Regions from separate parts of the Mus musculus genome. Here region 1 is linked to region 2. A link is a loop called in an ENCODE intact Hi-C map of the cell type or tissue named here. Cell type or tissue: gastrocnemius. All regions are shown on one strand. Each heading gives the region's core, and the rest is flanking DNA. Links, peaks and the distances in the headings are about the cores only.

Region 1 (12,582 bases), core at 4,165-9,164, 57 kb before region 2:
AATGGAAACTTGTCTCCTGGAGAGTGTCTGGTGCCCCATAACCAGATTTGTCCCTATGATAGTGTGGCAGGTCCTGCATGCTTTCTTGCAGTATTTTACTGGATAGGAGCTAGAAATCTCAGGGCTAGTTCAAAATAGTAAACTTAGAATTCTCATTACAGACATGAATGGCAGCCTACATTACATAATAGTAGAAAGAAGGTGGGTTGTGGTTTAAGGAGGAACTGGAGTATTGTATTATTCATAAAAGGGCTAGTGGAACAGTTGGTAGAGCAGAACCCCCTGGTGCAAGCTTTCACAAGTCTCAGAGGTATAGCATAAATTGTGACTAGGGTGTGAAATCCTCACCAGGGTCCCTAATGGCTGACTTTAGAAAGGGCCGCCTTTTATCTCAGTTGTAACCACTGCCTAGTTCCTGCTAATCTTTATGTATTTCTTTTATGTCAGATAACTTCAATGTACCTTGGCTGATGTGTCACCTAACCTCTTTGTTTTCTTCTGTAATATAAGTCTGATGCTCGCTTTGAGAAATTACATTCAAATACAGCACTCTCTCTGTGTCAGTGTCCGTTTGTCACTTTTTGCTGACTTCTTACCCTCCTGAGTACTGAAACCCTGGTTCCCCGCAGGTTGAGAGACCGACTGAGTCCAGTCCGTGGCACCTGTTTGCTTTTATTCTGACTGTTCCAGACTCAAGATTACTTCTCATGCTTTGTGTAAGTTGATAAATAACTGTTGTATTAAATACTTAATCTCAACTTGGGACTTCTACCCTGACTAAATAATTTTATTCCCAGATAAAAGACACAAAACCTTTATATTTAGGATAAGCCTTTAAAGCACTAGAGCTAGGCAGATGTCTACCTTCTAAGCTATTATGTCTGCTTCTCTATCAATAACCCCGGGATGGCTTGTCTTGTTTCACCTGGCCTGCTTCTACCCCCACAGGCCAGCTCTCATGACCCCTTACTCCATGGAATCTTCTCTCTCTCTCTCCACTCTTCTTTTCTCACCTCTTCTTGGTTTTGCCTCTGACCTTAACCCCTGGAACTGAAACTCCACCTATCTTCTACTAGCTATAGGCTGTAGGCATCTTTATTCAACTAATAGTTTTAAATTAAAGAACAAAGTTACATAGCATCACTTGGTATACAAGAGTATCTCTTCATCCCTGGGGGCAACCTGTTGTGTTTTATTAAAAAAAAAAAAAAGAAAAAGAAGCCAGGGATATGTTTGGTGGAGGTGAAATATGGTGTAGGGGAAGGGGTGTGTGTGTATGCCTTTGTGGGCCCATGCTGAGGCATCCCTCCCCCCCACACAGAGGGACCAGCCACACAATGGTATAGTATAGAATAGCATTTATTTAGGGCATGGGGAGGGGAGTCAAGGAGGTAGTAGAGATAGAGAAAGGCAGAGAAAGAGAGGTGGGAGGGGAAAGGGAGAGAAGGAACACAGAGATAAGAGAGCAAGAAGGCAGAAGAAAGAGGAGGGGGCAAGCATCCCCTTTTATAGTGAGTCAGGCATACTTGGTTATTGCCAGGTAACTGTGGGGCAGAGCCTAGAGGGATGTTAACACAACCAGACTTTGGAAGCCAGTCTTTAGCATTACAATACATAACAGCAGACCAAACCTCAACAAATAACCTACAGTATGAGTGCCAATGAAGGATTTGGGAGCAGATCTCCCTATAATAACCACTACATCTATCATGGGGTTGGCAAAATGTCAACTGTTAATCTGCCAGTTGGTTTTGCTTTTGGTCTGATCCCTCTGTTTCCTACTTATAAGGCCAGATAAGGTTATTGGGGACCCTAGAGCCCAATCAATTCAAGATAAAATAATCACTAAATCATAAAATAATTTGATGAAAACACTTCATTAGTTTTCTCCAATGAAATTATTTCAATATTTTCTTTGAAACATTGAATTCTTTAGCTGAGAGGATGGTGGCTCATGCCTGTAATCCTAGCATTTAAAAGAGAGAAACTGGAGGATTGTTGTATGTTTGAGGCTACATTGTAAGATCCTGTCTCATAAAAAAAAAAAAAAAAGAAGAAGAAAAGGAAGGAAGGAAGGAAGGAAGGAAGGAAGGGAGAGAGGAAGGGAGAGAGGAAGGGAGAGAGGAAGGGAGGGAGGAAGAGAGGGAGGGAGGGAGGGAGGGAGGGAGGAAGGAAGAAATACTCATTTAAAAGTTCCTTCCTTGCAGGGAGTGGTTGGAACTGGCTTTGCTGGTGGCGGACTACATGCCTATTTGTCTTGCTATAAGATCCATTAGTGCCCACTGGAACAAGAAGTGGGGAAGTGGGCAGAAGCCCTGCCCCTGTAGTTTTGGTAGCCTTGGATCCTTGTAAGCAGCCAGCCTGTCTCCTTGCTGCTGGTGCTCCCAAACAGCCCCGATGCCCAGTTACACAGACGGAAGTAGAGTCTTCTCCCAGATGCCTCTCTAGAGAAGGAAGGGTTCAGGCACAACACACATGTTCAGATCAATTTATACACAGCAGAATATTATTTGTCTCATACCTGGCATAGTTAAGAGATCTAAGGGGTGGATCTAGTAGGCACTGGGGATCAGTACTTTAAGTCTAATAAGCTCTGGAAGCAAAATAAGCCTAAAGTAGCAGCAAATAAGAGAAAAACAACAGTTATTGGGAGTCTTCTGTAATCATTATTGGTTCTCTGCCCAGTCCTCCCTGACCTGAGCTTTTCAACTTGAGTCCTAGGGCCAGTACAGACTGTTTACTTACGCGAAATGTCATCTAATTAAATGGCAAATGCCAAGGACCCTGCAATTCTAGTTTTAGATTTCAGCATCTCCCTTAACCTTCTTATCTGATAGCGAGATGTACAGTTGAATCTAATATCCAGATTTTAGAACACAAATATGGCAGGAGTGAATGAGTCAGAGGTCCTTCATTAGTTCTTAAGAAAATAGACATTTTAGCCAGCTGCGATGGCCCAAGCCTGTGATCCTGTCATCACTAGGAGCTGGTGAAAGGCCAGCCTGGGCTACATAGCAAGGTCTAGGCCAGCCAGAGCTAGGGAGACTTTGACTCAACAATTAAACAAACAAACAAACAACAAAAACAAAAATCCAAACCTTTAACAACAGAACCTCTGATTAGATGACTGGCAGATTCATAGCTACTAACTTTATTAAATCATCAAAGTAAGTGGAGCTGTTTTAAATGTGTGTAGGCTGTGTGTGATGTGTGCATGTTGGGGTGGGATATGTGTGTGTATGTGGGGGGTATATATGTGTCTGTGGGGGGTATGTATGTATATATGTATGTGGTGTGTGTGTGTGTGTGTGTGTGTGTGTGATGTGATTGGGTATGTATTGTGTGGTGTACATATATTTGTATGTGGTATGTGTGGTATGTGTGTATGTGTATATATGTAGTGTGCATGGAATATCTATGTATGTGGTATATGTGTATATGTTGCTATGCATGTGTGTGGTATGTGTGTAAGTATGGGGGTTATGTGGTATATGTATGTAGATGGTGTGTATGTGTGAATATGTTGCTATGCATATGTGTGGTGTGTGTGTATGTATGGGGTTACGTGGTATATGTATGTACATGGTGTGTATGTGTTTCTCTGTGTGATATGCTTTGTTGATGTTTTCTGTTTTGCATTTGTGAGTGTCCAGGGAATTGGAAAGAACTAAACATGCAAATTTTAAACACTCACAGATTAGTCATACAGATGTGAGGGTGCTGGGACATGTGAGAGTGTTTTCCGCTTTAGTCCCTAACTCTGAGTAATGGACACACAAGTCTAGACTCCATGTGACTTGAGATTGATATAAAAAGTTCAGTCCAGTCTGAACCCCTGGGTGGAGTGGGAGAGATCAGAAGACGGCATTAGAACTGGAGTTACAAGTGGTTCGAGCCACCATGTAGGAGCTGGGCATTGAACCTGGGTCCTTTGCCAGAGCAACAAGTGCTCTTGAGCCATCTCCCCAACTTCTTAAAAAAATGGTGTGTGTGTGTGTGTATGTGTGTGTGTACAGTCTGTGGGTGGAGGTCAGATGACAACCTGTGGGAGTTCATTCTTTCCTTCTACCTCATAAGCTCTGGGGATGGAACTCAGGTCAGCAGGCTTGCCAGCAAGTGTCCTTACCTGCTGAGGCATCTATCTCTATGGCCCCTCAAGTTGAATTCTTGAAACTGTACTGTTATATTCCTAATGGTTGGAATGCTACTGGACCAGATTAAAGTATAAATCCACCGTTTTCAGTTTTCACACAATCTTGAGAGGTGAGGTGGGGAGCACTAAGTCCCATTTCAACACGAGCAGACAGTCTATGAGGGAGGGAGGTGGGCATGCAGTCTTCTTTCTCTTTTAATCCGTCTAAGTCCCCTGGGGCTTGAAAATTAGGAAAGATAAGTTTTCTGCTCACAAGCTAAATAATAGATGAATCTTTAGCACTGAGGGTAGAACTACCCCAGTGTTTACACATTGGTTAAAGGTATCCCTCCCCCTATACCACCCCCCCCCCAACACACACATACTGAGGCAGGGGGCCAGCGTGGAGAGAATGAACGGCTGCAGTCCCACAGGAATGCCTTTGATGAAGCAGGGCATTTTTGCACTCAAACCCATATGCTTTCAGACAGTTGTTCTCAAGTTGTGGGTCATGACCCATTTGAGGGTCTCATATCAGATATTCTGCATATCAGATATTTACATTATAATTCATAACAGTAGCAAAATTACAGTTATGAAGTAGCAACAAAACAATGTCATGGTTGGGGGTCAGCACAACATGAGGAACTGTATTAAAGGGTCGCAGCCTTAGGAAGGCTGACAGCCACTGCTCACCCTTTAGGCAAAGTGAAACTTTTCCAGTACCATGGGAAGATGCTGGACTCTTTACCTCTCCAAGGGCAGCTCATTCCTGGACCTTGCTGGTCACAGGGGAGGAAGTGGGGGCCCCTTACAGAGAAACATTTGGTTTCAGGTTTCTCTTTCTGCTTTCTGACCTGGGGTAGTTCTAAGTATCCCGCAGGCTTTGGGCAGCATTACTTTGCTAGCCTTATGTCTACAGTGACTCCAACTACCTCCATAACTGGCCAAACTGGGAAGGCAGGTCATCCCAGATAATCCCTTTTTAGAGATTCCCAGGGCAACCCTGTCACCCAAGGGGAGTCTTCATCTTCCAAAAGAGTTAAGGGTTAGGCCTCTCCCTTCCCCTCCCCTCCCTTCCCTTCCACTTTTTGGAATCTAGGACTTGAAGAAAGGTCAGATCTTAGGAGCAAGGACATTGATGTAGGTCCCAGATGTAGTTTAGCTGGTGCTGAGCAGTAATGCAGGTGCCCTTTTCGTGACAGTGCTTGCATTCTTATACCACCACCTTATTCAAACAGGAAACGGTACATTTTTCACATTCTTAGCTAGCGCTAGAGGACACGGACTGGAGGTAACTGGTGCGGGCAGCATTTGTGGAATGTGACTGTTCTCCCTGTTTGCCTTGTTGGCAAGACTATTCCATCCTTTTTCTTTCTCCCTATGTAACAATGCCCACGTCTACTGCACATGCCTACCCGCCCCCTCTCCCGGTCCTGAATGGATCGGAAGGTGTCTTGGTGCTTGTGGTCAGTCTTTGGTGTGGGAGCAGGCTCAGTTTTAGAGTAAAGGTTAACGGCTAAGCATAGGAGGAAGGGGAGCACAGAGAAGACTAGTATTCAGAAAACCAAGGCAAGTAAAAGGGCTGAAAAGACAGCAGGACAGGCAGGCAAGATAGGCCAGCAGAGCTGTGGAGGAACAGACTGGAGCCCAGCTATTAATAAATATAATGCAATGAGGGGGCATCTTTGGACAGCCCATGACAAGGAATAGCCCTGAGAAATTACATTATGCAATAGATCTGGTGCAAAAGGGTGGTACTGGAGGGGTGGGGGGTGAGGACCTGAGGGGAGGGATAGAGGCAGACAGACAGGGATCCGTGAAGGCAGAGAGAATGGGCAGGGGTAGGATTCAGGGAGAGAGAGAAGGAATGGAGAGGGACAGGGACAGAGACGGAGACGGAGACAGAGAGCAGCTAGAGAGCCATGAGGGCAGAGAGAATAGGCGGGGTAGGGTTCAGGGAGAGAGAGAAGGAAGCAGGGGAGAGAGAGACAGACAGAGAAAGACAGAGACAGACACAGAGACACAGACAGAGTCAAAGAGACAGACAGACAGACAGAGAGCTAGCATGGCAGGCAGACCTTTTTATCTGCAGGTGGTGGCAGATGACAACATAAGCAACTGCTCGGTCCCTGAGAGTCCTGTACACTGACACTGACAGGTAAGCTGGGAACAGCTCAAGTAGACAGAGTCAGAAAGGCTGGTAAAGAAAGCAGCACCAAGCGTTATAGGATTAAGGGTGCCAGCAGAGGCTCGGGCAGGACAGATGGCTGGAGTTAGTTAGAAGGGAGGAGAGGTGTGGAAGGCTACTGTGTCCACCAAGGACCCTGCAGTCCTGATGGATGGTGGAGGAGTTTGAAGCAGGAGCTGTGTGGACATTTCTGTTTCCCCAAGTTTACATGTCAATGTCTTGATCCACAATACAGTAGTTTCTAGAGGTGGAGCCTTGGGGAGTTCATTAGATTTTATAGTCATAGGATGTGACCCCATGATGAGATGTATGCTCTTTCCGGAAGAGGAAGAGACCAGAGCCCTCTCCACTCTGTTGTTTGAGGACAAGGTGTTAAGGTAGCTGTGAGAAAGCCACATTAGGAATGAATTTTCAGATCTGGAGTGCTGTGTGAAGTCAGTCCCCGGCAGTTAGGCTGCCCAGCCTGCGCTGCGGTGTTATACCTGCTGACTGAGGTCAAAGCTGTCCCCCAGCCAGTCAAATGAAAGGTGGCCCTAGGTAGGGATGGACAGGGCACAGGGTTAGAGGATGGCAGCAAGTCCCCTGGGAAGTGGAAAGGCTGCTGACCAAGGGGCTGGTGAAATGGCTGCTGAGCTGAGAGCTTTGTGAGGTCAGAGGTCACTGTTTAGGATCTAAACCTCACAAGTATAGATCCCTTCAACTGCCCTCAAGAGCCCACATAAGAAGAAAGAAGGCTAACGGAAGAGGACAGAGAGGTTAATGTTGCAGAGAAAAGAGCAAGAGAAGAGCAACTTACATATACAAACATGTGAATATAGCCATGCATACTTATATGATTATATGTGTTTATATGAAGAAACATAATAGATAAATGGATGGATAGATAGATAGATAGATAGATAGGGAAGGATACACATGACTTATTAAAATGGAATAGGGGATATGTGTGTGTGTGTGTGTGTGTGTGTTCATATATGTGTGCTATCAAAGAATGATTTTGGCAAATTAATCTTTACTAGGAAAAAAAAAAAAAACCCAGAAGAAGTAAATATACTTCTTAGGAAGATGATATAGTATTCCAGGTCAGAATGAGCAAGTACTCTTGGGCTCACCTCAGAACTATTCTTAGCACAGGCTCAGGGAGCCAGTGAACTTGGCATGGCCCCTGACAGGGAGCAGGTGAAAGGAGGTAGGTCTGGGCTGCATTTGTAAGGTCATTAAAGAAGTCTTAGCACCATGTTGCCTGCTGTAGAGATCTCACAGCCAGCCAAGGGGACTGCTTCCTAGAAACCTGAGAGAGCTAAGGGCAGGGCCAGGGATGAAGTCAGAATTTCCCTGGGGCACACACCTAAAGCCAGTCTACTGAAGACCTAGAGTGTACTTGGGCGGCTACCCTGGAGTAGCAGACATTTCAGCCCATGCTTAGCCTGGGCGGGCTTTCAGAAGTGGGGATTAAGGCAAACGGTGGTTCTGGAGGTTCAGTGACCTTCCACATAGCCTAGATAAGTGCCTGAGCTCTGCTAGAGGAGCCCCTGGGAGAATGTACCTAGTTCTTTTTAGTCTCTGCAGGCCCAGCCTGAGGCGACAAGGACACAGCAGCTTCTCTGAGAAATACCTTTCACTTTATTTAATTCCCGTTTCCTCTGGGTGAGCAGCCTCGAACTTCAGGAAGCTTCATTTCCTTCCCCTCTTCAAAATGCTCCGGTTTTAAGCCTTTGTTTACATTAGCCAAGGCAAAACCAGTTTCTGGTTACACAGCTGGTGACAGGAAGAAAAGGTGAAAGCCCAAAGCCAGCCCACTAAGGCCAAAGTTGCTAAGAGATCAGATGTTCACATGGGGAGTTAGCAGAATTAACGCCTAACTTCTTGCCCCAGCTTCCTTCAGACTAATACCACTGCCAAGAGATTCCACTATGAGTGAGCAGCCCCAGTCACTCTGCCCCTGCCCCTCCCCCGTCCCTGCCCCTGCCCCTGTCCCTGTCCCTGCCCTTCCCCCCTGCCCCTCTGCTGCCCCTCCGCCTGCCCCTGCTGCCATAGGACTTTTGGTTTTGTTACAAGATGGAGTGGGTCAGTGTGAACGGCTCCTGGAATATGTTTTGCTCTTTCTCCTTTTGTTCAGGTTTGTTGCTCTCTTAGAGTTTTATCAGAATTCAGAAGTGTACATAGAGGAAAACCTAGGTCATGTGGATGCTCCCAAAGGGACTAGAATTTATCTGAAACTCATGTGGGAGGAGCTAACAAAGGAAAACACAGCTCTGTTGGAGGGTGGGAGGAGGTGTGGATGCAGGGACAGGGTGGCAACCTGGGCAGAGAGAAGGAAGAGACCAACATGGCCTTGTGTGCACAGGCGGAGGCAAGCGTTGCAATACCGATGAGTGCCATGTCTGGCAGGTTTGACTCTCATGAGTGACACAGGGTATTCATTACCCATCCCCTTGGCATTTCCTCCAGTTTGACCTATTATTAACATTCATCTGCCCACATTGTTTTCCTGTCTTATTCCAATTAGTAAAAGATGAAATTCTCTTGGCTAAGTGGCACCTTTCTGAGGTGGAGTGTCTTTGGAGTAGGACCCCAAACATAATATCTATATCTGACCAAAGCCATCAGCACATTACAAAGAATTCCAAATGTTCCTGATAAGGGTCTAGTTCTGCTTCCTTCAGGTGTCTTCAGCTCCTGGGCATTAACTGAACATCTACTTATAAATGGGGAGGACACAGATAAATGAAGCAATGGCTTTTGTAGGTTCACAGACCACTAGGAAGGCAACATAAATGCATCTAGCAGTAGCTGCCTCTGTTGAGGGTCACAGCCAATGGTGTGAGCATGAAGTGTCCTTCCCAGACCATTTGTTAAAGCCCATTGGTTATCAGCCAGTGGGCTTTGGGAAATTGATTGGATTCTGAAAGCTCCGATCCAATCAATGGGTTCATCCTTTGATGCATTAATAACTTGATAGTATCAACAGAAGATGGCAGAAGGTAGGAAATGAGGCCTAGTATACGCTTAGGGGATGTATCTTGCCCTGGCTGCTTCCTGGATTCCATCTCTCTGCTTTCTGTCCTCCCAGAGATGAGTAGCCTCTGGCACATGCTCCTGCCTTGTGACATTCTGCCTCATCATAGGTCCTGAATCAATAGAAGGAAAAGCTGTGGATGGCCTTCTTCAAACTGTGAGCCCTGCTGTGTAGCAACTTCCTCTGAATTTAAACCTTTCTTCCTTAGAGGGAGGAGGGATGCTCAAAAGAATCCTGGAAGGTACAGTGTTCCAAAGCCCCCCCCCCTCCTGATATTACACAAGCAGTAACAATTGCTATGGAGGAGAGACTTTTCCTGGGGCTGCCTGCAGGTTGTACAGGCAGCTCTTGCCCATGCTGGGGTGGGCTTGGGGATAATGCAGCTGCCTCTGTGTCACCCACGTTCCTGTAAGTGACCTTCCATTCATGCTTCTGAAAGCACCCACTCATGCATACACCTATAAGCCCCATATATCCATTGCTCTGCCAAGCAAGACTTGGGTGGTGTCCTTTACTCTGTCCTTGCTGCCTGAAGATGTCTGTTAGCATCGCTCCCAGAAATTACACAAGCTACAGTAGGGAAGTCCTCCTAAGTTGTTCTCTTTTGAATATTTTAGTCACAGCCCTGGAAAGTTAGCTGACACAGAGAAACACTACAGAATAAGCAAGCTCTGCTAGCAAGCAATCTCTAAGGTCCAGAGTAAGAGAAAAAGGTTTTCTGATTATATGAGCTATGGTTGAGTTTAAAAGCAAGGCAATGAATTTGGTTTTTAAGCACCTTTGTATTTTAAATTACAAAAGTAGTAAATGTTTTTTATAGAGAATTTTAAAAGTTACATATTGGGGGGTGGGGTGGGAGTTCAGTCTCACAAGTTATTCCTCTAGTAACACTCAGTGATTCATCCTGTACCCCAGATCTTGCGCCCCCCCCCCACCAGTTTACTACTCTTGTCTAGTTTACTTGGTGCCTATAAAATGCCTTCTTCCTGTTTCTATTCACAGTGCTTCTACTCCTCAAGGAAGTAGACGCTGCTGGGCACCTGCCCGGGTGAACTCTCCCACAATCCCAGGTCTCTTTTCCAGCCTCATTTTTATCAGCCCACAGCGGCAACAGCCTTGGCTTGATCAAATCACTTCAGGCTGCTGCAAGAAAACTGAGTGGTCTGTAAACAGCAGAAACTGATCCTTCCCAGTTCTAGGGCCTGGGGGCGGGGGGCGGGGTCCAAGGTCAAGGTAGGGTTAGATCCTGCTGAGGACCTGTCCTCTGGAGGTAGCCTAAGCTGGTAAAAGGGACAAATGACCTCCCTTGGGCTTCATTTACAATGTCATTTGGCACACCCATCACTCCCCCTTCCCAGTGCCATCACTTGGGGAGTGAGGATTAAACATCAAATTTGGAGGGCCATGGGAGAGAAGCCAGAGTCAGGCTTCTGTCCTGGCTTTCCATCAGTTCCTCTCAGGACCCCCTCTCTGTAACAAGTGACACGTGTTACTGACAACTGTTTCTTGGCATCTTTTCATTACATTATGTGCCCAGTTCTCCTCTCCAAATATCTCTGTTTCAACTCAGTGACCTGGGTCTTTCTTGCCCCACTGACCTCTGGCTCCCTGCACTGCCCCTTCACCTGCATGATGGAAGTCCTGTGGGCCCAGGGGCTGCTTGCATATGTTCACAAGGCACCACAACTCTATGTTCCTTGCTATGTTCTCCCTCTCTTGCTCCAGCCACCTTTATAAGGACTCAGTGCTACCCTTCAAAAAATCTTGCCTAACTCAGCCTAAAACTGACAAGCATCTGGGGTAGCCATAGGTCTGTAATTTGGTAATTAATCATGGATTTCTTGTGGCAGCTCTTTTGTGCTCTCTACAAATTGGGCTGTGTGTGTGTGTAACATAGTATGTAGACACATATACATTTACATTTGTGTGTATACTCACATTTTAAAAGAATAGTACCTTGATTTTGAGCACACTCATTAAAGAATAGAAAAATAAAATCTCTTTCCCCCTAAGAGTACAGTATAGGCACTGGAGAGACGGCTCAGCAGTTGAGAGAGCTTGCTGCTCCTGCAGAGGACCTCAACTCATGTCCCAGAAGTCTATGGAGATGGGGTGTGACTCACAATCACTTGTAACTCCAGGAGACCTGATGCTTTTTTCTGATCTGGGGGTCACCCACACACATGTGATGAATACTCGTATACACAGAAGCAAACAGTAAAGTAAATCTAATGAAAACAAAGTGCATGAATAATTTGAAAGCATCAGAAGTCTTTTTGCCTTTACTTGTCTCTGATGAGAGGACCATAGTTGTTATTCTCTACAGTGTCTGGTGTTGGACATGCAGGTATCAGTGTGTTCTTTTATAGAAAGTTTAAGGTCATCGTTGTAATCCCTTTAATCAAGATTCCAGAGGGGGAAACTTAAGGAAAAGTAATACGGGACTGACTTGAAGGAGAAAATAATAACTATACAGAACAAGAGTTTTTAGACAGAATACTGCTATGGTTTGGATGTGTCTCTGTAAATTTCATCTAATGGAACTTTGAGCCCTCAGATTATGTTAATGTGTGGATGTTGAGGCCTTTGAGAAGAAAACTTTCATAAAGTGGATTGGTCTGTCTGTGGACTGATGGATTGATGGGGTCCCAAGGGCTTGCTTTGATTTGCTGTATGGTACTCCACTATGGGATGACCACTTGACCTCTAGAAGCTAAGAAGATCCTAGTGCCATGCCCATAGACCTCGTTGTTTTATAAGTCACCCAGTCTCAGGCACTAGGTTATAGCATCAGGAAACAGAGTGAAGTAAACACTCATGAAAGTTCACATTAACATTTTGGTGACAACAAAATGTTCCTAAATTAAACGTCCATTTTACAGGAATTGTTTCAAATGCACACACTGAGTATCTATGTCACTTATTTCAGCAAATATTTATTAAGTTCCTACTGTGTGTCAAATGGGCTTCCAATAAGACTGACAGCATCTCAGCTTGGAAACTCTGTTTGATGTAGAGATGTGGAGACCAGTCAAGGTGATTGCAGACGGTAAATACCATAATAAAATGAGCTAAGTGACTGGATGGTAAGGTTGTGGCTCCTTTGGATAAAATGGCTCAGCAGGCTTTCTGGAGAAAATAATATTTGGGCTGGATCAGTTGCATGAGGAGATGTCAGCTACATAGAAGCAGGAGAGCAAGTCCCAGAGCTAAGACACACAAGCTGTGAACCACACAAGA
Region 2 (12,582 bases), core at 4,940-9,939:
GGAAGAATTGTAAATGGCGCAAGGAAAGCTCTGGGAGGAGACAAGTTTTCGTGGAGAGGGCATGAGCTCAGGGGTGGGGTGTGGGGGACTGTTCCGGCTTCAGATCCAACCTTAACTCACTGTCTAGACCTTCAGCAATATAACTGCTCCCAAACTCATTTTCCAAACTCAGCTATAAAATGAAAATGATCATTTTGTAGCATTTGTAGAAATGGAAGATGTGATTTTAGCTGGTCATTAATTGGCATTTGGAAATAAAACGACAAACAAGATGTCGGTTATAGCTATTCCTCTGAGAAAAGTAGAGTGTCAGAGGTGGCATGAAGGTAAACGCAAGCAGGGCATTCAGCTTGCAGGTCTCAAGCATGTGTTCACCTGTATGAGGAAATGCTGTCCAGCCACTCACAAGGAAATGTCACCCTGGAGCGATGCCCTTGACACAGCAGGTTGTCCCCTTCTCCTCACCGTGTATGATGCATCTGCCTGATCATTTAGCATAAGCCACATAGACTGCATTTTTATAATGGGTTCCAAGACCAAGGGCAGAAAGATTTTTAAAAAAGAAACAAGTATGTTACTTTATGATTCCTGTATGATTTGCAGTTAAGAAGGGTTTTCTTCCAACCAAAATCTACAGTAAAGCAGAACTTGGATTTTGTTTGAGAATGCAAGAGTTGATAATATCTGTATGTGTGGGCACTGTTTTTTTTGGGGGGGGGTCATCCCCTCTCACATTGACCCCACTGCACAAGGAGTTACATTTTCAAATGAGAGATTCTTGGAGCACTGGGCCTCTGACCCAGGAGACTGCAGATTCCAGATAGCACCAGTATAGAAAGCATCTGAAAGCCAGAAGTACAGAGCAGTTACCTGCCAACCGATTCTGGCTGCATAGGTGATATTTGAAGATCAGCAACAACCAACCATACAGAAAACATAAGAATTACCTCTAAAGGGCAGCCATATTCAAAAAGGAAAAGAAGGTGGAATGATTCTAAATTTAAAAAGAGAACCAAACCCCACAGTGACCAGCCTCACCTTCAGTTTGCTGTGAGTCAGAAGACTCCAGGTTGAGGAAAGCCAGGGTAAGCGTTAAATGAGTTTTCCAACCTGTGTTTTCCTTTAACATGATCAAGGAAGTTTTCTCAACAATAAAAGCAAGAAATTTCACCCTCAAAGATATTTTTTCAGCTTAAAGAAACCGCTCTAATTGCACCATCTCCTAGTTTTTTTTTCTAAATTAAATTTCACATTTACAAATGTGGGATCAACAAACCAGTTCTGCCATTGTTTTTAGATTGCAGGTGAACCCCTGGATGGCCTGGGGCAGAGAACACTGGAAACGCTTTTACTTGAAGGGCTGGGTCTCCTCTGCTTTCTGATCAGGATGCTCCTCCATCCTTCTCCTGACTTTTCCTTTTATCTAGTCAAATGCTTCCTGGACATCTCTGCCAGACGTCCCATTCTCAAACTCACCATGCACACTAAGACAGTCTTCTCTGTAGCATGCCCTCTCTTGGAATGCTCATCCCAAGCAGTGCGGAGCTTCATCTACACACAGGGACCTCAACACAGTTTTACAAGCGCACAGAGGAGACTCTGAGGATAGTAGCAATTTGCAACGAGGTAGGAAGGCAGGGAGTGATTCCTAGAGACGTAAGCAATCAATCATAGAGACACCAGAGTGAAAGGAAACTATCATCTGTATCATTAGCTAGGATGTGGTAAGCCATACAAAAAAAAACAAAGAAAAGTAATTTAAAAAAATGGACAACCACAGCAAAAACCATACCAACTGTTCCGTTTTCCTGCAAGAGAGACTGGGGGTCCTATCAACCCCTTCCTGCAACTCAGAGTCAGAGATGTGCATGGCCTGGTATAGGGACAAGAGGGAATGCACATGAGGTCAGACCTCACCATAGGTCCAGCGAACCAGAAGCATCAGACCTCAGATCAGATTTCCACTGTTCTGCTGTTGAGAATTTGGGTCACTGTGTTGAAGATTGTCCCAAGAGGCTTGCCTATAGTCACACATTGTCAGGAAACTCTCCTGTAGTCACTCCATAAATTTTCTTTCCCACAGGACTATTTCTTAGGCCCCCCATGAAGGAACTGTAACGGGACTACATTTACTGTGTTAGTGTGTTCCATGGGTTGTAGAATTACTCAGAACTCACCCAGCAACTGAGAACCAGGCAGATCCCCTGTGCTAAAAAAAATGATCTGAAAGGAAATTCAAAAGAAATTAGAGCCCCACAACCTCAGATGAACCTCAAAGTTGTCATCAGTGCCACCATGATTCAGGCAGAGATGAAAGAACTGTGCGTAGCTCAGGCTAGCAGGGTGAGGTGCATGCTCCTTTGAAAGGGGCTATCTTGAAGAGATAGCTGAAGCTCAGCTTTAGAGGACCCAAATCTTGACCCTGATGAGAACTGAAGGAATCACATACTGACTTTAAGTAGCTTGGCCTAATGTCACACATTTAGCAACAAAAACAAAAACCTTTATACTGTTTATAGGCAGTCAGCATTTATTTTTTGGCTCAAAGTTTCTCTAGTGTTTCCTGTGGATAGAATTTTTAAAAAAGTAAATTTAGTTAAAAAAAAAAAAAAAAAAAAAAACATTGGGTCATTGTCCCAAGCTAACAGCAAACGAAACTAGGACATGCCTTCTCAGCTGTTAGGGAAGAGGAAATGAGCTGGTGAGCCCAGGGTTTACTCCTTCCTCTACAACAAGCATGCTTTAGGAAGATGTAAAGAGAGAGATCTGGCGACCAGTGGGAACCCAGGGGTCAAAACGTGTAGTGGAGAGATGGAGGGTAGACAGTATCAGGAGAAACAGACAAGGCAAAGGTACAGCCAACTGACCACCTAGAGGGGCTAGGCCAGGCAAGTGTGTGACAGCATGATGAGCATATGGCGCTTGCCTTTAATCCCAGCACTTGGGAGGCAGAGGCAGGTGGCTTTCTGAGTTCAAGGCCAGCCTGGTCTACAGAGTGAGTTCCAGGACAGCCAGGGTTATACAGAGAAATCTGGTCTCGAAAAACCAAAAAAAGAAAAAACGGGGGAAAAAAAAAAAAAGGTGTCAAATCACCGGATAGTGAGGGTGGGAGCAAGAAGGGCAGAGAGTGTGGTCTGCAGCACAGCTTAGGGCTCAAGTAAGCATAGCGTTCTCAAATTGCCCAGGGCCCATGCTTCCTCACCGTGACAGCATCCCAGCGCCACGGCTGGACTCCCTCTGCTTTCTCTCTGGGTCCAGCCTTTCTCCTTATTTGCTGGATACCATTTATTGGCCCTTCGACTTCTGATACGACTCCAACTTCAGTAGTATTTGCCCCAGATGGTTTCCACTGTGACATTCCCCTGTTTGGGGCCAGGTTTGTCCATTCAAAATATAAATTAATAAGAAGGAAGATGAGGGTGTAGCTTGGTAGTAGAGCTCTTGTCTAGTATGTGCCTAGGCCCTCGGTTCAATCGCCGGACTAAATGCTTTGCTGCTTGTGGGGCAGAGTTAAGCATTTCTGTTGAGACTCATTTCCTTTTCAGACCAAATCCATATGGTAGGTGGTAACAACAGATGAAGAAGCAGAGGGTAATGGCGCCACATTCACGGAGCTTCTAAAGTGGGCAAGCAGGATTCTGAATTCAAATGTCTGACTTTTAATTACTGTGCTATACTAAATAAAGAATGGGGTGGGGTAGGTTGGGGGTGGGAATAAAGACAATATAGTTTCGAGATCTAAAATAAAGAAATGTGCAGAGCAGTTGTGATCACAAGAGCAAGGAGATTTGTAAAGCTGGAGGTGCCACTGAAGGAGAGAGACCTCCAATTATGCGCACAGGCACATCTCCTTCTGTTAACTGAACAAACTCAGAGAGAAGAGATGTCTGAATTTTCTGGGTAGAATTTGCCTTGCACTGTCTGGTGGGTGGAGTGGGGATTTGAAGCCTCTTCAACTGCAGCACCTAGGCCCTAAGTCAGGAAGGACCCAAGCGCTTGGGCCGTGAGAGGCAGCAGGGAGGATGTCTGAAGTCAGCAGAGCTCACAAAACAAGAACTGCGAATGCTTTGGCCCATCCTTTCCCAGGCTCCCAACTGCCAGAAACTCACTGGCAGGCCGGGCCCCACACTCTTATGAATATTCATGACTGCCCCAAAGCCGCTTGGCTGGGCAGGCTCCTAACTCCAGTCTACCATCTGACCCCAATGCTTTGAAGGCTATGAATGCGGCCCAACACAGAATTGCGAACATTTTGAATTTCTAAAAGTGATCTTCTTTTTGCGGGTTCTGTTTTGTTTAATTTTGGTTTTGTGTTCTGCTACCTGAATTTTGTAAATGACAAGATGGCGTGTCAATGCCAAAAGTTTGGACACCCCTGCTCGGGGTTCAAAGACCTAAGAGTCTTCTGACAGGGAGTTAGAAGGAAGGAGGGAGCTCTTTTTTGAAGACTAATAGAAGAGCACACAGTGTGGACTTAGAGTGAAGTCTGCAACTGCTAAGCTAAGGGCCCCCCTTTATGAAGGTCACTCCCTGCATGTATGGTGCAGAATCATGAGAAACAGACAGGCTACTCACTGGGGCTTCTGTGCTGTCTTTATAACTCACACATGTGGCTAGACATGCATTTCAACTTCTGCAGGCTCTATCCCACCTGATACAGGGTTGAGACATTGGTGTCAGTCCATGTTACAGACTATCCATTTTTTAAAACCGTTAAAGAAGCAACCAGATGGACCATATATTAATACTTGTATTTTGTTTTCTTGATTTTGACTGATGGAGAGATCTTCCAGCACTGATAACATGAATGTAGAGTAAATGCATTTCACTGGTTTGAGGTACACAGCAGGCTTTGGGAGAGGCAGAGCCACTGTTTTCTGTTGTTGTTGTTGTTGGTCTTAAGAGTTCACTTAACAGAAATTACTGGAAACTTTCTTAGTGCATCTACTCCATTATTTCCTCCATTAAGAGAGAGGTTCTGCGTCTTGCTTACAAACTGGAAATGGAAGAAATTACATTATAAAAGGAAAACCAAAGAACAGTGAAGGCTGCAGTATGAAAGCAATTAGCTTCCCCACCCCACAGCCATCCCAGAACAGATACACAGCACTGAGCAGCCGCTGAGATGTTACGGCAAGTGGGGCCAGAGTCAGACAAGGAGCATTAGACAAATGTTCCAGGAATGTGAACACTAGAAGTTATAGCCAAGGTCACCATTATTCCTAGCAGAATTCCAGCTGGGACAGTTAAACAAGAAACTAGTTTTTAAAAAAAATTAAAAGATGACGAACCAATAAGGATTTACAGAGGTGGATGAGGAAGAGGTGAGGCGGGAGTGATGGATGGCTCAGTGGTTAAGAGCACTTCTTGCTCTTCAAAGAACCTGGGCTCAATTCTTAGCACCCACATAACAGCTCACAACTGTATATAACCGCAGTTCCAGCCCATCAAATGCCTGCCTCTATCTTCCCACAAGTACCAGGCATTTATACAGCATACAGATAAACATGCAGGCAAAACACCCAAACACAGAAAATATTTTTTTTAATTCATATATAAATCAGGAAAGAGAAGAACTAAATTTTTAATTTACTGAAAGATTAATATGCAATAGCCAAATAACATATTTCAGGTACAAACTGGATTCTTAGTAAGATAAATGATATGTATAAGCCCCAAACAAACGATCTCAATTAACTCTAGTTGGTCAGAGCCTATTTCCTGCCCCTTTCTAGTTAGTGGCCATTGATTGGTCATGGCTGAACAGCTAGGGCGCATGGTAAACTCTCAGACTGGGCTTGATTCTTTTCCAGTGTGGAATTAGAGTGATTGTGAGTTTACTGTGTTTCAAGAATGCTCATTGCATTGCTGAACACCTCTTCTACGTGTTGAAGTTATCTCTTAATAGCTACAAATCACTTGTTCTAATCCTATTGTTTGGAGCTCGGTAGATCAAGTTTATGTCATACTCCACATCAAATCTCTTCAACATCAGAAGATAGTCATTATGTACCATCTCCTAGATAAAAGCAATATTTCTTCCAAGTATTTCTTAGATATTATGGTTAAGGGGTTTGAACCATTCTAGATGTTACATAGCTTTCCCCTTGCTTGTTCTCAAGTTATAGCCTATATATTCTACAATGTAGAATCCAGCTGTCAAGCATAGCACAGAAGACATTGTTCCACTGGAAAAGAATGGAGCCCAGTCTTCGAGTTCACCATGCTCCTTAGCTGTTCAGGCATGACTAATCAATGGCCACTCTCTTTCTTGTATAACTAAAATCCTTTCAAGTCATGATGACTAATTCACTGAAGCTGACAACCCACCCAACCCAGATGATTCCTAAATGTCCTATAATGATGCCACTGTTTAAAATTTCCCCAATTACACAACTGTATGTTTGTAAATCATAATTTAATGAGAACAAAAGTCATAGTTAAGTACAAAAGTATTTCCAATTACCTATGTGTGCATTTGTTCATGTCTACATGTATATCTTTGTACACATCTATACATGTGGACCTGTACAAGCATGCCTTGATCCTAACTAAAAAAATAGAGATATCATGAAGAAAATATTACACTGACCACAGGAACCCTTAAACAGTGGATCCCAGTTGTTGATACATACTGGCGTTGTTTTATAGATACCCATTCATTTTGCCTCTAAAATGTCAGAAAAATCTACTTTATCCCAAATTATATAAAATTTCAAATCTGTTGCTTGTGGTGTCAGTCACCTCCATTTTGGCCTCAAAGGCTGAGGCAGGAGAATTATGAGTTCAAGGCCAGCCTGGGTTACACAGTGTGTCTGGCTACACAGTGAGGCCAACCTGGGCTATATAATGAGACAAGAAGAAAGAGGAGGAGGAGGAGGGAGGACAAGAAGGGAGGAGAAGGAGAAGGGAGGAGGAGGAGAAGGAAAAGGGAGGAGGAGGAGAAGGAGGAGGAAAAGGGAGGAGGTGAAGGAGGAGAAGGAAAAGGAAAAGGAGAAGGAAAAGGAAAAGGGAGGAGGAGGAGAAGGAGAAGGAAAAGGAAAAGGAGAAGGAAAAGGGAGGAGGAGGAGAAGGAGGAGGAGGAAAAGGGAGAAGGAGGAAAAGAAGGAGAAGATGGAGGAGGGGGAGGAGGAGGAAGAGGAGGGGGAGGGGGAGAAAGAGAAGGAGGAGGAGAAGGAGAAGGAGAAGGAGGAGGAGCAGCTGGAGAAAACCCTAAGGAGAGCACATATAGGTAGGTTGCTGATAGGCAAACCCACTATATTGATAGCTCTTCCCATATTGCTTTCAAAGATGAGAGCAGTGTCATGGGCTCATCCAGGCAGGATAGTTTTTAATATAGAACTCTAGTTCCAGAGGAAGTCTGTTAAGTGGGTGTGGGAAAGTTTGTGGGAAGAAATGAGAGGAAGTCTATAGTCTAACACTTCTCTCGATTCCCAGGATCTGCAGCCTGAGAGACAGGAATGGAAATCCTAGTTGCTGCTGGCCACCTCTGTGTGGTTGCTGTTTTTAGCAGCTTGATCTGGACAGAGTGGACAGGCCAGAGGACGATGTCAGTGTGTGACTAGGAACACTGAGTAAGGGAAGAAGAGCACACTGAATGTTTCATGTCTAAAACCCCTTGACATTAAATTATGACGCCATTTACAGCCTCTTTCTTTATCAGGAGCAAGTGCTGTATATCAAGATTTGAAAAACAAAACAGGCAACAGATCTCTTCGGGGATCTCTTCCTTCCAGAAGATAGTGAAAGAAATAAGATATCCTTTTTGGATCCATAAAAGTCAGAGCAACAAAAAGGCAATGTGCACTGTGTCCGAGTGCCCTGCGTAACTCTGCTCTGCTGTCTATTAGCTGTATTCCCTTTAGCTGTCATTCCTATAACATGATTTTCATTAGGTGAAGTGCACATTTCACACACAGTAAGCTACAAGACAGAACATGAGGACAGCTTACCAGCACCGCAAGGCTCAAAGGCCCTGCCAACCTATGCAGTGTGTTGTATCTAAATAAGAGCCAGAACTGCTTTTAAGAATTGAAGATTGCCACTTTTTATTTCTGTTTCCTTTCTTCTCATGATGGTTGAGATCATTTTTTTCTGGAACTTCCCCTTCTTGTGCCAAGGAGACAACCACTTGCTCTATGATTCTCCATGGCTCCATAGCGACCCCACATTCTTCTTTACACTCCTACATTATGAAAGCTGAATGCATCTGTCATTTGATCAATGCACAAGGATCCCTCAAGAGGTTAGTAAGTGTCCTCTCTGTGAAGTGCCCTTCCCTTTTAAGCAATGTTATAATTTGACTTTCGAGAACCACTCAGAGTGGAAGGAATGATTAGACAGGCCCATACATAACCTTTGCCCATCCCTTCCAGAGCAGCTTGACTATAAATATACAAGATGTGCCTTAGAGTCAACAGGAAATCACCTAATGATTCTCACTTCCAGGCTCTCAAGAGCCCTTCTCCTAGAAAGCACGGTTAATGTGTTGGTTTCTGCACCATCCTTTCTAATAACAGGCAGAGGCTGTTATCCCCAGATAGAAAAAAAATTCTAGTAACACAAAGTAATCCAGGTGGGAGTCTCTCTTGCCTTCCTAACTCTTTCCTCACCACCTATAGGATTCTATAGGCTCAAGTCATGAATGTGCAGCAAGTTTTAAGAATCCTAGCTCACCAGAAGGACAAGCTGTTTAGAAATTAGGTCACATTGTAGGGCTCTCTGCCAGACTCTTGCACAGGAATAGGAACATCACTGCCAGAAGTATCTTTGAACACAAAGAACATTAATGGATAACGTTGTTCTGTTGGGAAACGCTGAACAGCTATATCCCTTGTATGAGGGGTCATTTGGAGTAAAAATTTCCAGACAAAAATAAAGTGACTCGGTAGAATGCTTTCAATGTCTGCCTTTATAAAATAGGTTATTTCTTTATTTATTTTACTATTATAACTTATGTTTTCTGTGAATTCCATAGAATGAACTAAAAGGTATAAGATAAATAGATGAACCCCTGTTGTTTCCTTTCTCCTGTCTATTATCCCATTGCTACATTTCTTCTGATATATATATAAAATCAAGAATGACTGTTGAAGAATTTTGACTCCTTTAGTTCAGTCCTTCAGCCTCTCCATACACACACACTTAAAATATGGTATGGATGTGATGATTTAGATTTCACAATCCATTCAGGAGGGGAAAGGATACAGGGCCAGTCATCCAGTCAGGATTTCATGTTATCAAGTGGCCTTTGCACACACAGTTCCCTGCTCTTATCAGGGAAAAGAACCAGCTCAAAGCCCTACAGCAGGTAACAGCCGGGACCTGTTGGCCTCAGTTCAGAACCATAGCCTGCTTGTAATGGAGTTCCCAGGACAGCTTGGCAAACGTGCAAGTCTGCATGACCAGATAACTGTGATTTTCAGAGAGGAGAGAGAGAGACAAGAGCCCACCAGACTCTTGCAAACTGATAGCAGTCCTCAGTTGTGTGACAAGACATAGAGCATCTGCCTCTGGGCACAGAGATGCACTGTGGGCACAGGTAGGCAAGTGCAATTCCCTCCTACACGTGTCAGTGAGACTTGGAGCTATCAAGGGCTTCTTGTTATTTTTCATAAGAACTGCTGCCAAAGCATCTCAAAGCTCTGCTGCCTCCTTGTCTCTTAAAAGAATAAAGCTCCACGGGGGACACAGAGTCCTATTCCAGGAGAAATCAATAGAAAATGTTAATCTGTCAGTGATAAACTATTGTGTGTATTGATTTCCATGGCTTTTAGGGCTCTTAGTAACAACAAAGGGAAACTAATTGTTCTGGAATGTGTGTGCCCCTAAGAGCATCTCTCTGGGGAGCAGGGAGCTTGCTGGTTAGTCGAGAATATGTTATGGGGGGGGGGGAGGGAGAGTTTCTTTTAATGTAATGGAATCCTTCATTTCAACTCCTCTTCAGCATTTATAAGACAAACAATACCAGAAATGGAACATTTAGCAGCCATCTGCTTTGCATGCAGAATTGGACAGAATGGTTCACATGCAGCATGCTACTTTAATCTTTTCTTTAAAATACTGCCAGAAGCATTGTTCAATCAAAGTCTCTCTTTAGTGCAGACACTAGCGAAAATATATGCCAGGCCACAATTCCACTGTTGTAGTCCTTACGAGCAGTGCTGGTTATGAAGTTATATTTTCAGAGACTACATACGCAATGTTTTAAGAGACTGGCATGTGATAAAAGATGCAAGGAAATTCTAGAAGCGTCTACTACTCCTGTTCGTTAGACTGGGTTTGTTCATTTGCCACATGCTCCCCTCTCTCAAGTCCTCTGTGGAACCAATTCTGAGCTCATGCTATAGACTTCACTGTGGTATCCTAGCAAGTCATTTGGCCTTCCAACACACCACAAACTTTGTACGTTACCTACTCAGTATTTTTGACACTGACTGATTATCTCTAGTGCCTGACTGGATGCTTCTTTGAAGGTGTATCTGATCCATGCCAGCAGCTCTCACCTCGCACAATGCTCTCAGCACATGCGGTGCAGTCCCTGGTCACTGACGTGAATTCTCATTCTCGATCGTCTCATATGCCAGTCTGACCAAAGAGCAACCAGTACAGCAAAGCAAGTATTAGTGCGCAGGAAGGTGAGGCTCCACCAAGGGAGTAATTCAGTCAACCAGTATTGAGCTTGTTGTATATGCAGAACTGATGAAGCTGTAAGGGAGTGATATGCAAAAGACAAACATGCATTTCTCTGGTGCTCTTGCTATCTCTCTCACTCTTGCTCTCTCCCCCTCCCCCTCTTATTTCCTACTTCTTTCCAATTCTTTGATCCCTTACTCTGCCTGGCCTGTATATCTAGTGCATCTCTTATCACTATGTGGGTTTTAGCAATCAAGAAATGAATTTTGAGTCTGGGTTATACTTGGACTTCAAGGATGTCTGCTTCCCAGAAATGGGTCACAAGGGCTGCACTTAAGTACTTAAGGATGTGTTTTAAACATTATGTTTATTTAGTGTGTGGAATATGCATAGGTTGGAGGACAACTTACAGGAGTTGGTTCTCTCCACCTCACTGTGTGGGTCCTGGGGATTAGATTCAGGTCTTCAGGCTTGGCACCCAGTTCCTTTACCCTCAGAGCAACCTTGCTGGCCCCTAAGCTCTTAGAAAAGGAAACTGGGAGAAGACTTGGAAAGATGACAATTATCAAGGACTTGGGAATAAGGAGGCCTAGATATCCCTACATTTGGACCCAGAAAACAAGGTGTGGCCTTGAAGGAAGGAAGGAACATCGTCCCCACTCGTGCTTGGATGATAGCTGGATCCCAGTAACATGCAGTCTGGTGGTCTAACCCTTTTCTGCTCTCATAAGCCTTTGCTATTGTGATACAGATGTGTGAAGTGGAGTATGTTCTGCTAGAAATTACTAGAAGGCAGGCAGAGAGTGAAGGAAAGGCAAAAGGGAGACAAATAGATGAATCTGCCTGGGTCATGGTGATTAGCTCTGTCAATCTGACAACCAGAAACACCTGGGAAGAGTTTCCAATGAGGGATTGTCTATACCAAATTGACCTGTGGTCATGACTGTAGGAGACTGTGGGAAGGTCCAGGCGTCTGTGGGCAGCTCTATGCAGGAGGTCCTAAACTCTAAAAGAATTGGGAAAAATCAGGCAGAGCACAAGCAAGCAAATTAGTGGGTGTGTACATGTTCATTTCTCTCTGCTGGTGAAGGTGGATGTGCTGTCTCAAGCTCCTGCCGCTATCCATTCCCCGCAGTGATAGACTAAAACTTGGAATCGCAAGATATAGTAAGTCTTTATCCTCAATCAAACACCATGGCCAACACCATTAGGTCTCAGATGGTAACCCAATGCAGACACCGGAGGCAGGAACTGAAGTGGCGCCATGGAAGAATGCTGCCTTGCTTCTCATGGGTAGTAGTTTGTACTCTTTTATACCACTCAGGACCACCTGCCCAGGAACATCACTGCCCCCTACCCCCTCCCATGGACTTGGCCTACCACCTCAACCAACAATCATAAAAATGTACTACAGACTCACCTACAGGCCAATCTGATAGAGGCATTTTTCTCAGTTGAGGTTCCTCTTTCCAGCTAACATTAGCTTGTGTTCAATTTACAGAATATCAACCTAGCCATCAGGATATTTTATCACAGACATGAAGCTTGAGAAGCACACATGGTCTGCTGGTCTTGCCGTCTTTTAGCTCTGCATGCTCGGTGAGACAGACTAGACCCTTTCTTTTTGGAGCAGGTCAGTTTAGAAAAGAATGCAGACTCCACTGTGCACTGTTCTGGAGACAGTGCAAGTCAAGTTGCCTATCACAGAGTTTCCTCCCTTATCAAAATGTCTTCTAGAGTCTTAAGGAAACAGTATAGGAGCCTAAAGTAGTATAATAAATAATAATAATAAATAAAAGGAAATAGTAATAATGCCTTCCTCCACCATTAGATGAATGTTCTGAAAATCCACAAACAAAAATGTAAGAAGGTTCCTGCTGCTGCATCCTAGCGGTTTGAAAACAACAGATTTCCACAGGGGAGGGCTGAGGTGAGGGAGTCCAAATG

Evidence for each region. Peaks named below come from ENCODE experiments on the same cell type or tissue, not always from the same donor. Only the 100,000 strongest peaks of a DNase experiment are listed, where the experiment ranks them.
Region 1: it touches region 2 in a loop (4-fold over the local background); 2 of 42 quality-filtered maps call a loop at or near these places.

The regions. Positions count from the first base shown.
Region 1 is chr11:20,950,383-20,962,964 of GRCm38, forward strand. It overlaps Gm32293 (a long non-coding RNA gene), which reads left to right. Exons shown (of 7, transcript XR_872298.3): 6 at 630-716. Among named protein-coding and RNA genes, the nearest start is that of Gm46273, 39 kb to the left of the region's middle. In gastrocnemius, for the core only: no CTCF peak of the experiment used is centred there; no DNase peak of the experiment used is centred there; H3K27ac peaks cover 1,506 bases.
Region 2 is chr11:21,007,006-21,019,587 of GRCm38, forward strand. No RefSeq gene overlaps it. Among named protein-coding and RNA genes, the nearest start is that of Peli1, 78 kb to the right of the region's middle. In gastrocnemius, for the core only: no CTCF peak of the experiment used is centred there; DNase peaks (open chromatin) are centred at 7,978, 8,718 and 9,351; H3K27ac peaks cover 1,605 bases.